Regions from separate parts of the Homo sapiens genome. Here region 1 is linked to region 2. A link is a contact called in ENCODE Hi-C or POLR2A ChIA-PET data. All regions are on one chromosome and are shown on one strand. The core of a region is the stretch at or near the end of the contact, and the rest is flanking DNA. Distances in the headings are between cores, read along the strand shown. Region 1 has its middle 35 kb from the start of P2RX7. Region 2 overlaps SPPL3 (signal peptide peptidase like 3).

The links. Hi-C counts contacts between places; a loop is a spot of excess contacts on that map. ChIA-PET counts read pairs that join two places held with the same protein, here RNA polymerase II (POLR2A). Pooled maps may share reads with other maps.
Region 1: a loop to region 2 is called in a map with no recorded cell type, with 2.0 times the contacts of the local background. The contact joins two enhancer-like sites. A Hi-C loop is called at or near these places in 1 of 168 maps with a recorded cell type or tissue (CD4-positive, alpha-beta T cell), 1 of 37 single-sample maps with no recorded cell type and 1 of 50 pooled maps. POLR2A ChIA-PET finds 5 or more read pairs at or near these places in 1 of 52 experiments (activated naive CD4-positive, alpha-beta T cell).

What each region holds. Positions count from the first base shown.
Region 1 is chr12:121,094,731-121,100,425 of GRCh38, reverse strand. No RefSeq gene overlaps it. Among named protein-coding and RNA genes, the nearest start is that of P2RX7, 35 kb to the left of the region's middle. Within about 2 kb of position 4,350, at least 4 of the 41 ENCODE cell types and tissues checked have a DNase peak (open chromatin) inside an H3K27ac peak, as active enhancers do.
Region 2 is chr12:120,757,645-120,763,921 of GRCh38, reverse strand. It overlaps SPPL3 (signal peptide peptidase like 3), which reads left to right. Exons shown (of 11, transcript NM_139015.5): 11 at 1-1,412. Among named protein-coding and RNA genes, the nearest start is that of ACADS, 35 kb to the right of the region's middle. RefSeq lists a silencer at 661-824. Within about 2 kb of position 3,675, at least 10 of the 41 ENCODE cell types and tissues checked have a DNase peak (open chromatin) inside an H3K27ac peak, as active enhancers do.

The sequences.
Region 1 (5,695 bases), core at 3,101-5,600, 340 kb before region 2:
ACAGTTTTTTCGTAGAGTTTTTAGATTTTTCCAGGTATAAGACGTGTCATCTGTGAACAAGGCTTATTTGACTTCTTCCTTTCAAATTTGGATGCCCTTTATTTCTTGTTCTTGCCTAATTGCTCTGTCCAGGACTTCCAGTATTATGTTGAATAAAGTGGTGAAAGTGAGCATCCTTGTCTTATTCCAGTTCTTAGAGGAAAGACCTTCCATTTATCCTCATTCAGTACAATGTTAGCTATGGGTTTGTCATACATGGCTTTCATTTTTTTTGAGCTATGTTATTTCTATAACCATTTTGATGAGGGTTTTTAATATGCTAAACTTTACAAAATTATTTTCCAGCATTTATTGAAATAATCATATGGTTTTTGTTTTTGCTTCTGTTTAGGTTATGTATCATGTTTATTGATCTGCATGTGTTGAACCATCCTTGCATTCCTGGGATGAATCCCACTTGATCATGAAGCAGGATAGGTAGTCAAAGAAGTAACCATGTTCTCAGGATGCAGTAACTGTGGTGACTATACAGTCAACACAATAAGCCTCAGTATTTGCATTGTAATTGAGCTCATTCAAGCAAAGCTATCTTCAGTAGGGACTTTCCCCTCTGGAGAGCATGAACAGTTTGATTTTACCTGTCCTCAAACTGACCCTTTGCTCATTATAATAGTAAAAAAAACCACCCCTGGGTGGAGATTTAAGATGCGAATGAGACATGCAATGTATGAACAATCATGTACAGCTACTGTGCATGGGCAAGAGGACCACCCAGAAGATGCTTACTACCAACACCTCTTCCAACCCTTTATGAATAATCGTGTAAGACTTCCATAAAGAGAGTCTTCCTAGTGCCAGTTTTTGCTGTCTCGCCCTTATGAGCAACAAAATTCTCTCTCCCAGGGTATATTATCTATTTTGCACCAAACTTTCAAAATATTATTATTATTTGAGATGTAGTTTCGCTCTTGTTGCCCAGGCTGGAGTGCAATGGCACGATCTTGGCTCACCGCAACCTCTGCCTCCTGGGTTCAAGTGATTCTCCTGCCTCAGCCTCCTGAGTGCCACCATGCCCAGCTAATTTTGTATTTTTAGTAGAGATGGGGTTTCTCCATGTTGGTCAGGCTGGTCTCAAACTCCCAACCTCAGGTGATCTGCCTACCTCGGCCTCCCAAAGTGCTGGGATTACAGGTGTGAGCCACTGCACCTAGCCCAAAATAGTCTTTTTCTTTTGCAATAAATTACTCTATGTTGCATCTCCTTTGCTGTGAGTCTGTTTAAATTTTCTTAAACTAAGAAGACAAGAACTGAGGTCTTGCATCAGCCATCAACAATCATGGTGAATGGTCTTTTTGATGTGCTGTTAGATTCAGTTTGCTAGTATCTTGTTGAGGATTTTGGCTCTATGTTCATCGGGAATATTGGCCTGTAGTTTTCTTTTTTTTGTTGTTGTGTTCTTGTCTGGTTTGGGTATCAGGGTAATGGTGGCCTTGTAAAGTGAGTTTGGAAGTGTTCCCTCCTCTTTAGTTTTTTGGAAGAGTTTGAGTAGGATTGGTAATGGTTCTTCTTTAAATGTGTAGTAGAGTTCAGTAGTAAGCAAAACAGCATGTGCCTTCGGCTCCTGGAGCAGAGGATCCCTGTCTCTCAGTGCACGCACCATGCCTGGCATGGAACTGGCCTCGGACTCCACTTGCAGCCTTAATAACTCCATTCTTTGGATTTTGCTGTCTTATATTTGCCTTTCGTAGAAGGCTGAGAAGTAAAAAAGAAAAATACCACTGGACTCACCTTCATGAACTAGTTTCAAAAACTTTCTGCTCACAGAGTAAAAACACTTCATATTTAGATCAAGGAAATGAATTAAACCTAATCAGTTTAAAATCACCCTCACTAGACCACACTTTTTTCTTTTGAGATGGAGTCTCTGTCGCCCAAGCTGGAGTGCAGTGGCGCGATCACTGCAACCTTCACCTCCCAGGCTCAAGCTATTCTCCCGCCTCAGCCTCCAGAGTAGTTGGGACTACAGGCGTACACCACCACAATCTATTTTTGTATTTTTAATAGAGATGGAGTTTCACCATGTTGGCCATGCCGGTCTCAAACTCCTGACCTCAGGTGATCCACCCACCTCAGCCTCCCAAAGTGTTGGGATTACAGGCCTGAGCCACTGCACCCGGCCTACAACAACTGCTTTGAAAGGGCTTTTTCTCTATGATTAGGAAGATCCATGTTTAGAAGCTTGGTAAATAAATCCAAAACCTCTTCCCAGACAATGAATTGACCCTTCGATGTCCTATGTTTTTTTTTTTTTTTTACCTTTGCTAGTCACTGTATCAAAAGTAAAAAATATTTTTATAATCTTACTATTTTTCTTACATCACAACTTACATAAAATGAGATGCACTTCTTTTTAAAAAGTTTTCAAAAGCATTTTGTTGTGGTTTTAGATGATTAATAGGTGATCAGTTTGAAGAGTGAGAATGAAAAAACCAGCACATGTGGGGGAAGGCTGGGGAAGGGATTTGATTATATATTTAAGTGACTGAATTCAGTTCTCTCTCATTTCCTGGACAATAGTTCTGTTTTTTTCAGATTATTCTGATCATTTCAAATTAAAGCGAAGACACATGATCAGTTCTCAAGTCCTATGTTCTCATTAGGAAAAATAGAAAAACATGCAACTCTAGCTGAATATGGTGGAAAATATTTTGTTAGAGGTCCTTTCATAGGGCCTTTGTCCAGATGTTTGGACCGAGGCCCCCGAGGGCATGGAGAGCCAGCCTGAAGGACAGCGTAGGGTGTGCCTGCAGGGAAGGTCGTAGCTCACCAGTGACAGAAGAGGCAGACTCCCCTTCTTCCAGGCCTTGGTCTTCTACATCCTAGCTCAGTGGTCATTTATTTGTCAGGCCCTTCATTTTACTGATTTAATAACGTGTTTAAGGCAGGGTGCGGTGGCTCACGCCTGTAATCCCAGCACTTTGGGAGGCCGAGGTGGGTGGATCATCTGAGGTCAGGAGTTCGAGACCAGCCTGACCAACATGGAGAAACCCATCTCTACTAAAAAAAAAAAAAAAAAAAAAAAATACCCCGACGTGGTGGCGCATGCCTGTAATCCCAGCTACTTGGGAGGCTGAGGCAAGAGAATAACTTGAACCCATGAGGTGGAGGTTGCAGTGAGCTGAGATCATGCCATTGCACTCGAGCCTGGGCAACAAGAGTGAAATTCCGACTCAATAATAATAATAATAATAATAATAATAATAACAACAATAATAATAATGTGTTTAAATAATTTATCTCATATCTCTGCACCTTCACTCCATTTCTTTTCAAAGAAACAGAGAAAAACAAAAACAAAATGTCATAGTTCTGGGCCGGGCACGGTGGCTCACACCTGTAATCCCAGCACTTCGGAAGGCTGAGGTGGGTGGGTCATTTGAGGTCAGGAGTTTGAGACCAGCCTGGCCAACACGGTGAAACTCCACCTCTACTAAAAATGCAAAAATTAGCCGTGCGTGGTGGTGGGCATCTGTAGTTCCAGCTGCTTGGGAGGCTGAGGCAGGAGAATCGCTGAGGGAGCCCGGGAGGTGGAGGTTGCAGTGAGCTGAGATTGTGCCACTGCACTCCAGCCTGGGCAACAGAGCAAGACTCTGTCTAAAAAAAAAAAAATAAAAGTCACAGTTCTACTTGACCCAGCAGCAGGCTTTAAAACCAGAGGCTTTAATTCTCCCAATTTCCTCATTTGTCAAAATGCAGAAGCCAATCTAAGTAAATCACCTAGAACGGCAGCAAGCTACGTAAGTTCGGGGCTGAAATGTGATATTTCTTCTGAATCTCTCTTTTCTTACAACATCAGAGAAATGGGTAATAAATAGCACCAAACCCAGGGGCTCCACATTTATTCCTCTTTCCGGAGGAAATAAATTCTAGCCACCATATTTCTCAATAGGAACCGATATGTAAGGAGAATGAATTTATTCATTCATGAGTCATGTATTCAATCCTGATAAAAATACTTTATTCTGGTCTTCAATAGCAAATATGACCGGAGAGCCAGAGGGTCAGTGGTCCTGCTCTGAGCTGTGCAGGTGGGGCTGTCTCTGGGTAGTGGGAGGGTCGGGTGGGTGTTTCTGACCTGGGCGTCTTTGCCCAGAGGAGCAGAAGTGAACACACGCCCTCCCACTGGGCTCTTCTGCTGACGTGGGTTGGTAGGACGGTTATGGCTCAGCTTAGGGTCCGCAGCTGGGCAATGAGGAGACTGGAGGGGCCTTTCTCAGGTAGTGGCGTCTGGTAATCAGCAGATGGCGCCCGAGGTCGCTGGGCCCGCCCCGCGTGCGGGTCTTTCTGGTTGACTCCCCAGGCTCTTGCGTGGGAACTCACCACTGAGCACTGAACGCAGTTCCTCAGTCCGAGACCTCCTCACTCTCGCAGGACGCACAGTTGCACACACAAGTCCCTCACCTGTCACGACCCACGCTCTTACATACTCTCCCACTCCCACCCACACCCCCTCTCTCAGATGTGTGATCCAGGATTTCCTCTCCACCCACAGCCGCAGACGCCCCCACGGTTCGTGCAAATGTGCACACTCGGTGCAGCAGATCCCCGCCTCCTGCACACGTGCGCGTTTTTCCAGCCTCGCACTTTATCTCACACGTTTTCTCACCCAGAGACCCCATTTCAGACACACACACCCTCTCAGCCTTTTCTCTTGCCTCCCAACCCCTTAAAACGGAAATCCTTTATTTCCTCCGGAATTTGCTCACTTCGTGAAATGCCGGTCTGTCTTCTGGCGGATCCTATAGGGCAGCCCTTTCCTGCCCCTTGGTTCCAACAGCCCCTTTCATGCCAGTTTTTGTCACGTGCCTCTTACCATGCTGAAGTGAAATTGACCCAGCCATCACACAATGCCCTAACTCAGGGGTCTGCAAACAATGGCCCCAGAAAGCTGTTTGTTTTCCCCCAGCTTTATCTGAATATGCTTGAAAAGTAAACATTGTATATATTTAAAGTGGGCAACCGGATATTTAATACACATTGTGAAATGATCACCGCAAACTAAAACACCCACCATCTTACATTGTTACCACTTTCTTTCTTTTTTGGAGGTGGGGTGGTTAAGGATCTTAAGATCTACTCTCTTAAGAAATTTCAGGTATACAACAGAGTGTTGTTACACGCTGTACGTTACATCTCCAGAACTTACTCATCTTGTATAACTGACACTTTATACCCATTAAACAACACCCCGTTTTCTCCAACCCTCAGTCCCTGGCAACGACTATTCTACTCTACTCTCTGCTTCTATGAGTTTGGTTAGTTTAGATTCCACATATAAGTGAGATCATGCAGTATTTATTTATTTATTTATTTATTTATTTTTCTTGATGTGGAGTCTCGCTCTGTCGCCCAGGCTGGAGTGCAGTGGTGCCATCTTGGCTCACTGCGACCTCTGCCTCCTGGGTTCAAGCGATTCTGCCTCAGCCTCCCGAGTAGCTGGGACTACAGGCGTGCACCACCACAATCTATTTTTGTATCTTTAATAGAGATGGAGTTTCACCATGTTGGCCATGCTGGTCTCAAACTCCTGACCTCAGGTGATCCACCTGCCTCAGCCTCCTGAAGTGTTGGGATTACAGGCGTGAGCCACTGTACCAGGCTGAGATCATGCAGTATTAGTCTTTCTGTGCTTACT
Region 2 (6,277 bases), core at 2,426-4,925:
CTTGTAAATACATTTTTCTATTTTCTATTTTTTTGTATTTTTTTTTTTGACATTTTGTTTCATTGGTGTGCTGTATATTTTCCATGCCCTCACTCCTTTAAGAAAAAAAAAAAGGAAAAAAGCAACACAATCCTGTCCTTGCTGTTGTGATTATAGTCTTGGTTTACCTGTGGTGACAACCGGGTGTTGGGGACACATGTCAAATGCCCCTCTGAGATGGGCCCTAAATTCCAGTAACTGGGGAAAGAACCAGCTGCTGTGTCCTGAGAGCCTGGCCCTGTGCTGTGGTCTCTGCTGCAAGCCCAGATTTCTGGGAGTAACTAGTGTTAGGTCTGCTGACCTTTACCTAAGCAGCCCCTGCCTGGTAAGAAGGTGCCCATTGTTCAGAGGCAAAGAGAAGCCTGCGGTTGGCATGAGGATGCCTGACAACAAAGGCTGGAGAAGGGCCCTGAGTTCCAGCCTCTCCCCAAGGGTCCCCGCCCCAGTGGCTGCCTCTGTCTTGACCTGTGTAATGAATTAGTGTGCTGTGTCACTGTGGCTTGAAGTCACTGTGGATCGAGCTCACAGGGGGCACCCATCCTGTTGTCAACAGAGTCTGAAGCAGTCAGGGTGTTGGATTCCTCTGTTGTTGTCATCAATTCCTGCTGAGGGGTTTCTGGGGTTTTGTTTTTAATAAATGACTCCTTTGTAGCCTTTGTCACATAATCTTCACTTTGGTTGTTGGTACCAAACAGAGCTCCCAGCCATCTCCTCCCTGTTCTGGAAGACTGATGGGAAGACTCTGTCTGTCCCCAGACCTGGTCATCTGCAGCTCTGGCCCAGTCATAGATACATCAAAGAACTGAAGCTTCTGCTGTCCACAGAACTCAAAACTGCCTCTGCATTGGGTGAAGACTAAAAATCCACTTGCGGACTCTCCCTTCCTTCCTTCTCAGCCCTCGAGGATGCATATAGCTAATTAAGCAGGCCCAGAGACAGAGAGGGGGGCTCCAAAATGACTCGGATTAAGGGCAAGTGCCAGTGATGGGTAGAAATAACGTTATCCTTCATGCCTGTAATCCCAGCACTTTGGGAGGCCGAGGCAGGTGGATCACAAGGTTGGGAGCTCGAGACCAGCCTGGCCAACATGGTGAAACCCCGTCTCTACTAAAAACACAAAAATTAGCTGGGCATGGTGGCAGGCGCCTGTAATCCCAGCTATTTGGGAGGCTGAGGCAGAAGAATCGCTTGAACCTGGAAGGCGGAGGTTGCAGTGAGCAGAGATTGCGCCACTGCACTCAAGTCTGGGCGACAGGGTGAGACTCCATCTCAAAAAAAAAAAAAAAAAGGAAATGTTATCCTGGCAGTGGGTCATTTTAATTTTTCTGTCTTTGTTTTCATAAGAAAATTAAATTCCAGACAGAAGGAACGTCGTTATTTTGTCATTCTCACTTCTGTGCAGGTTTTGGGGGGAAATACCCACACAGGGCTGTGAATGCACCCTGGATTCCAGTTGCTAATCTTCAAAGCCCTTAAAACACTCCCTTAAAACTTTGGCAGAGAAACAGCAAATACTCTACTCGTCTCGGAGGGTTGAGTGGGTGGCTGCAGTTAAAGCACACATTAGACTTCCCTTCCAGTGCTCGTTTGCTCCCCGCTGCCTGATACACTTAGGTCCGCCTCTTATTCTGTTTTCTCAAATACCATGGTTTAGGGGTTTTCTAGGAAGTCTGCTGCATTAGGCATGGCATGCTCATGAAATTTCAGCAGATTCCTTCCTCACTGATCTGAAGTCCTTTTTCCTCACAAAGAGACTGTGTGTTACTAGAACTCCCGCTTTTTAATAACTCTTTTTTCTAGTTTGAGCTAATGAAGATATGACAGTAAAGTCTGTCCAAAGCCTAGTGTGTTCCATTGCTGTTATTACAGTGCATACGCTTTCTGAATGTGACAGTGACAGCTCCCCGCATAGGAACGGTTCGGTGGCTTGGGACTAAGCTACTGTCTGAATTACTTTTGTAGCAGGCTCACAGGCCTTGGGTAAACAGGTAAGTTAGGTCACCCACAAGAAAAACAAAAGTACTCGTTCTCTGTGAGGGTGGAGGGGAAGGGAGTTCCATTTTGCCAATCAAGTGTTAAAAATAGAACCTGCTGTGTCTGCTTAGCAGCTCTCACGTTACTGCTCACCAGATCCCATGTTGTGTGTACGTTTCTGTTTTGTAAAGCCTAGCGTTTACGTCAGAGCCTGGGAATGCAGCACTCGTGTCTATACATGGGAGTACATGCCTTAGGGACATCATTTATACAACCCCCTTCTCTACAGAGCTATGTCAGCGGTACAGGCTCAGAAGGAAGCCATCTCGGTCTCTTTCTGGTCTTCAGTGCACAGTGGCCAGGACAGCCTCCCCCACTTCACCGAATCACATTTCTTCAGCAGTTTCCAACAGTGAAATCATTTCTAGGACAATGGCTGCTAACACGTGTCAGCTGAAGCACTGCAGATCGAGTCATCCAACTCAAGCTTCTTCCTCTTATTGGAAGGGATAAACCAGGTAAGACTTTTTAATCCAGAAATTATTCCTATTCCCTGCAATGTATAGGGTGCTTTCTATCTGCAAAACTCTAAACTCAAATTTCTGCAGGTTCAGATTCCAACTGTCTCATGCGCAGAGACTCTCCCATCACAAAATTCTTCCCGCTCCAGCCATCATCTGTTTCCTCCTCAGCCTTTCCCTTGAAATCCAGAGCCCTTTCCTGTCCGTTAGAGGCAATCAGTCATGTTTCAGTGAAGCTTGAGGCACTGGGCCCCCCAGTGAACAAAACCAGACATCCTGACCCCCTACTCCTGCGGTCTGTGCAGGGCTTGCTTTAGCATGCTTGGCTTGTGGGGAGGGGGTGTGGCAGCCATTCCCACACAAGGTCACGCAGGGATGCCACAGTGCGTTCAAGAGTAGAATCCACAGCCTTCTCTCCGTAACTCTGGGCCTTGCTGTAAATAGCAGAGGCTTGGGCTGGGGATCCTGTATCACTGGACGGGATGTGCCAATGAAGAGAAGGCTGAGAAGCAAGTTGGTGTAGGAGAAGCCCAGTGCTCCTGGTGGACACAGGCCTGCATTCAACCAAATGTCTGAAGACAAGCGAAAGCCTACAGCCCCAAGCGCAATGATCTTTCGTCACTACAGGTTTCAGAAGTCTTACCGCACGGAGCCAGTGGTTAGCAGGTGCTTGATACAAACATCCTGCAGGGAGGCTGTGAAGATTCTAACTGCAGCACTTACGGAGGAGCACTTTAGCGTGCGGTAGATTTCCTAGATAACCTGAGGTCTTAAGAATTCATGCGGCAGACTCCGCTTCGCTTCTGGTTCCTTTCATTTGGAGTCTGCCTAACCAGTTTTTCTCTTAAGTTCCAAGACATCTTCTTCCTGTTGAGTAGAACCTGTAAAACACGCCACCTGTCTGCAGGCGAACAGAGGCTCTGAAGGTTCCAAAATAGCTAAGCCCACGAGCTGTCTCCAGCCCCCATGGAGTCCTGGGATTCTCACCAGATCCAAAGATGACAGGAATGGGAACCAGTTAGGCAGAGGAAGCAAGACTTGAGAGACTGGGAGTGGGGAAGCCGCCAGGCAGTGGGCAGCAGGCCTGCGCTTGTGAGGAATGGGAGACAGGAAGTGGGTGTCCACAGGACAGAGACGGAGGGGGACAGCACGATGGTCACTGCATTCAACCAAATGTCTGAAGACAAGCGATCCAGCCCCGGGATCCCGACACCAGTTGCTCTGTCTCACCAGAGAGCCTCTCTCCAGGCGGACCACCTGTCAGCCTGCTACTGCCACCTTTCACTCTGCCCACCTGGAGCTGCTGGAGTGTAGCCACCACGTGAGCTTCTAGCTTTTGTGTTTGAGCCTTTGCCATTAGAGATTGAATTTCCTCACACCTGCGGTTGCTGTCGTGCCTTGATGGGGTTTTTATCCCCAGGCAGATAGTAACATATCCTGTGACAGCTCCCTGGGGAAGGCGGAAACCAATTTCAGAGAAAGAGGCTGAGCGCTTGCTAGTGCAGGGAGGAACTAAGATGACGAAGCATCGCACGGATGAGTCGTGGCCTTGCCGGCTTGACGGCGGGTAGAATGCAGTGCCACCCTCCCCAAGACCACCATCTGGCCAGGAGCCCCGGCCCCACCTTTCCTCCTTCGCTTGTGCCTCCTGGCACTTCCCGCAGCCCTCCCCTGTTGAGTGTAGGCGTTCTGCCCGGGGCAGTCGCTGTGAGAGAGGCCATGGCCTGGACTAGGGTGATGCGAAGAACAGAACTTGCTACCAGATTGGATGCAGGGTTGGGGACTCCACAGTGACTCCACACTTCTTAACCTGAACAATGAATTGCCAAAATAGATAACAGAAGAAATTGGGGAAGAAGAGTTGTTCTAGCCAATAGAGCAGCTAAAGCCAAAAAAAAAAAAAGTCTTCAGTGATGTAAAGCCTTGCAGAGTATGCGAGATGACCTGGACAGTGAGAGGCAGGAGGAAGACTGCTCTGTGGTGCTCTGAGTGTGAAGGCATTTGTCATGCGCATCCCCCACACAGCCACCATGGGGCTCTGGTTAGGGATGGAGCCCCCTGAGTCCGAGCTGCTTCATCTGAAATGGGGATGAAGGTGCCTCATAGAAAGTATTGAGTAAATATGAGGCGCTCTTCTGGTTTACTGTGTTCTCATATATTTCACACACAATGCTCAGAGAGTTGGAATACAGTTAAAATCATTAGATCTGTACGCTGTCATTATTCAAACCACCACAGCTCCCGGTTCATCATTAGGAATACTGGTTCTCTCCCCTCTGCTGAGGGGTGATTTCCCCCATCCAGGGTCTTGAAATTTTCTTCTACACACTGAAAGCCTTAGCACAAAGCTCCATATGCAGAGGGGGATGGTGGGTGACCCTGCCCATGCAGTTCCTCATTTTGGCTTCTTAAGGCCAAGAAGATCAACCTCTACCCAGATTCTGCACACAAACCAGTGTTGACGTTTTTATTTTTCTGTACTTTTTTTTTCCATAATAAACACTGCATGTGCCCTCTTTAACTTCAGTGTACTTTAAAGTCTTACTGCTTGTTTTGAGGGAAAAGTTTACTACACTGTGAAGCTCCCATTCTGTCAGTCTTTTGTGGGCCTGTATTAGTTGATACATCTAGGTTTTTCTTGAACACCCTTGGAACAAAAGACTCATGGGCCAGGGCCGGGCTCGGTGGCTCACGCCTGTAATCCCAACACTTTGGGAGGCCGAGGTGGGTGGATCACCTGAGGTCGGGAGTTCGAGACCAGCCTGACCAACATGGAGAAATCCCGTCTCTACTAAAAATACAAAATTAGCCGGGTGTGCTGGCATATGGCTGTAGTCCCAGCTACTCGGGAGGCTGAGGCAGGAGAATCGCTTGAACCTGGGAGGTGAAGGTTGCAGTGAGCCGAGATCGCACCACTGCACTCCAGCCTGGGTGACAGAGCGAGACTCCTTCTCAAAAAAAAAGACTCATGGGCCAAACTCCTATCCTGTGTTAAAATAAAACACAGTGTCATTCTAAGCCACTTGGCTCAGGTCAGTCCACTGAATAGGAGAGGGACAGTAGCCAGACTAGAGAGAGTGAAAGAGGAGATTCCAGCCACGCATTTGGAAAATTCTCAGTCCTCCAGGACACAGTGAAGCAATCAGGGCTGAGGCACCGTCTGATGAAGCAGATCAATAACTGGTGGGATGACCCATGACCCTCCCCAAAAGTCGCTGATGAAGGAGCTGATGCTACCTTGAAGGGATGGGCCCGGGCTTCGTCCTCAGCCCTGTCCTGTCCCACATCCCTCTTGATCATTTGGCCAGGGACACAGTTGCCAGGCTTCATTTGAGGAGAACGTGAAGCAAGGAGAAGGGACATACTCATGACCTAAAGAAAGCTCAGAGGCCTGGGGTGTCAAAGCAGATCTGGGGAGATCTGCTGGAGAGAGCCCCAGCCAATGATGGCCACACACCGGGTGTCAGTCATGCCTCCCAAGAGCCCTTTAATAAAGGCAGGTGCCATTACTGTCACCATTGTCACAAAGGAACTCGCCAAGACCCCAAGATCACAAATTGCTAAGTGGCAGAATAAGCTCTAAACACTGTCCCTAATCATTATATTCCATCCTCATCCCAGGATTAGAAATGATCTCCACCCCAGAAAATACAGGTAAGGCATAAACACTGATGGCTCTAGGGCCTACTCTTAGTTCCAAATACATTTAAATCCTACTCTTAGTTCCAAATACATTTAAATCC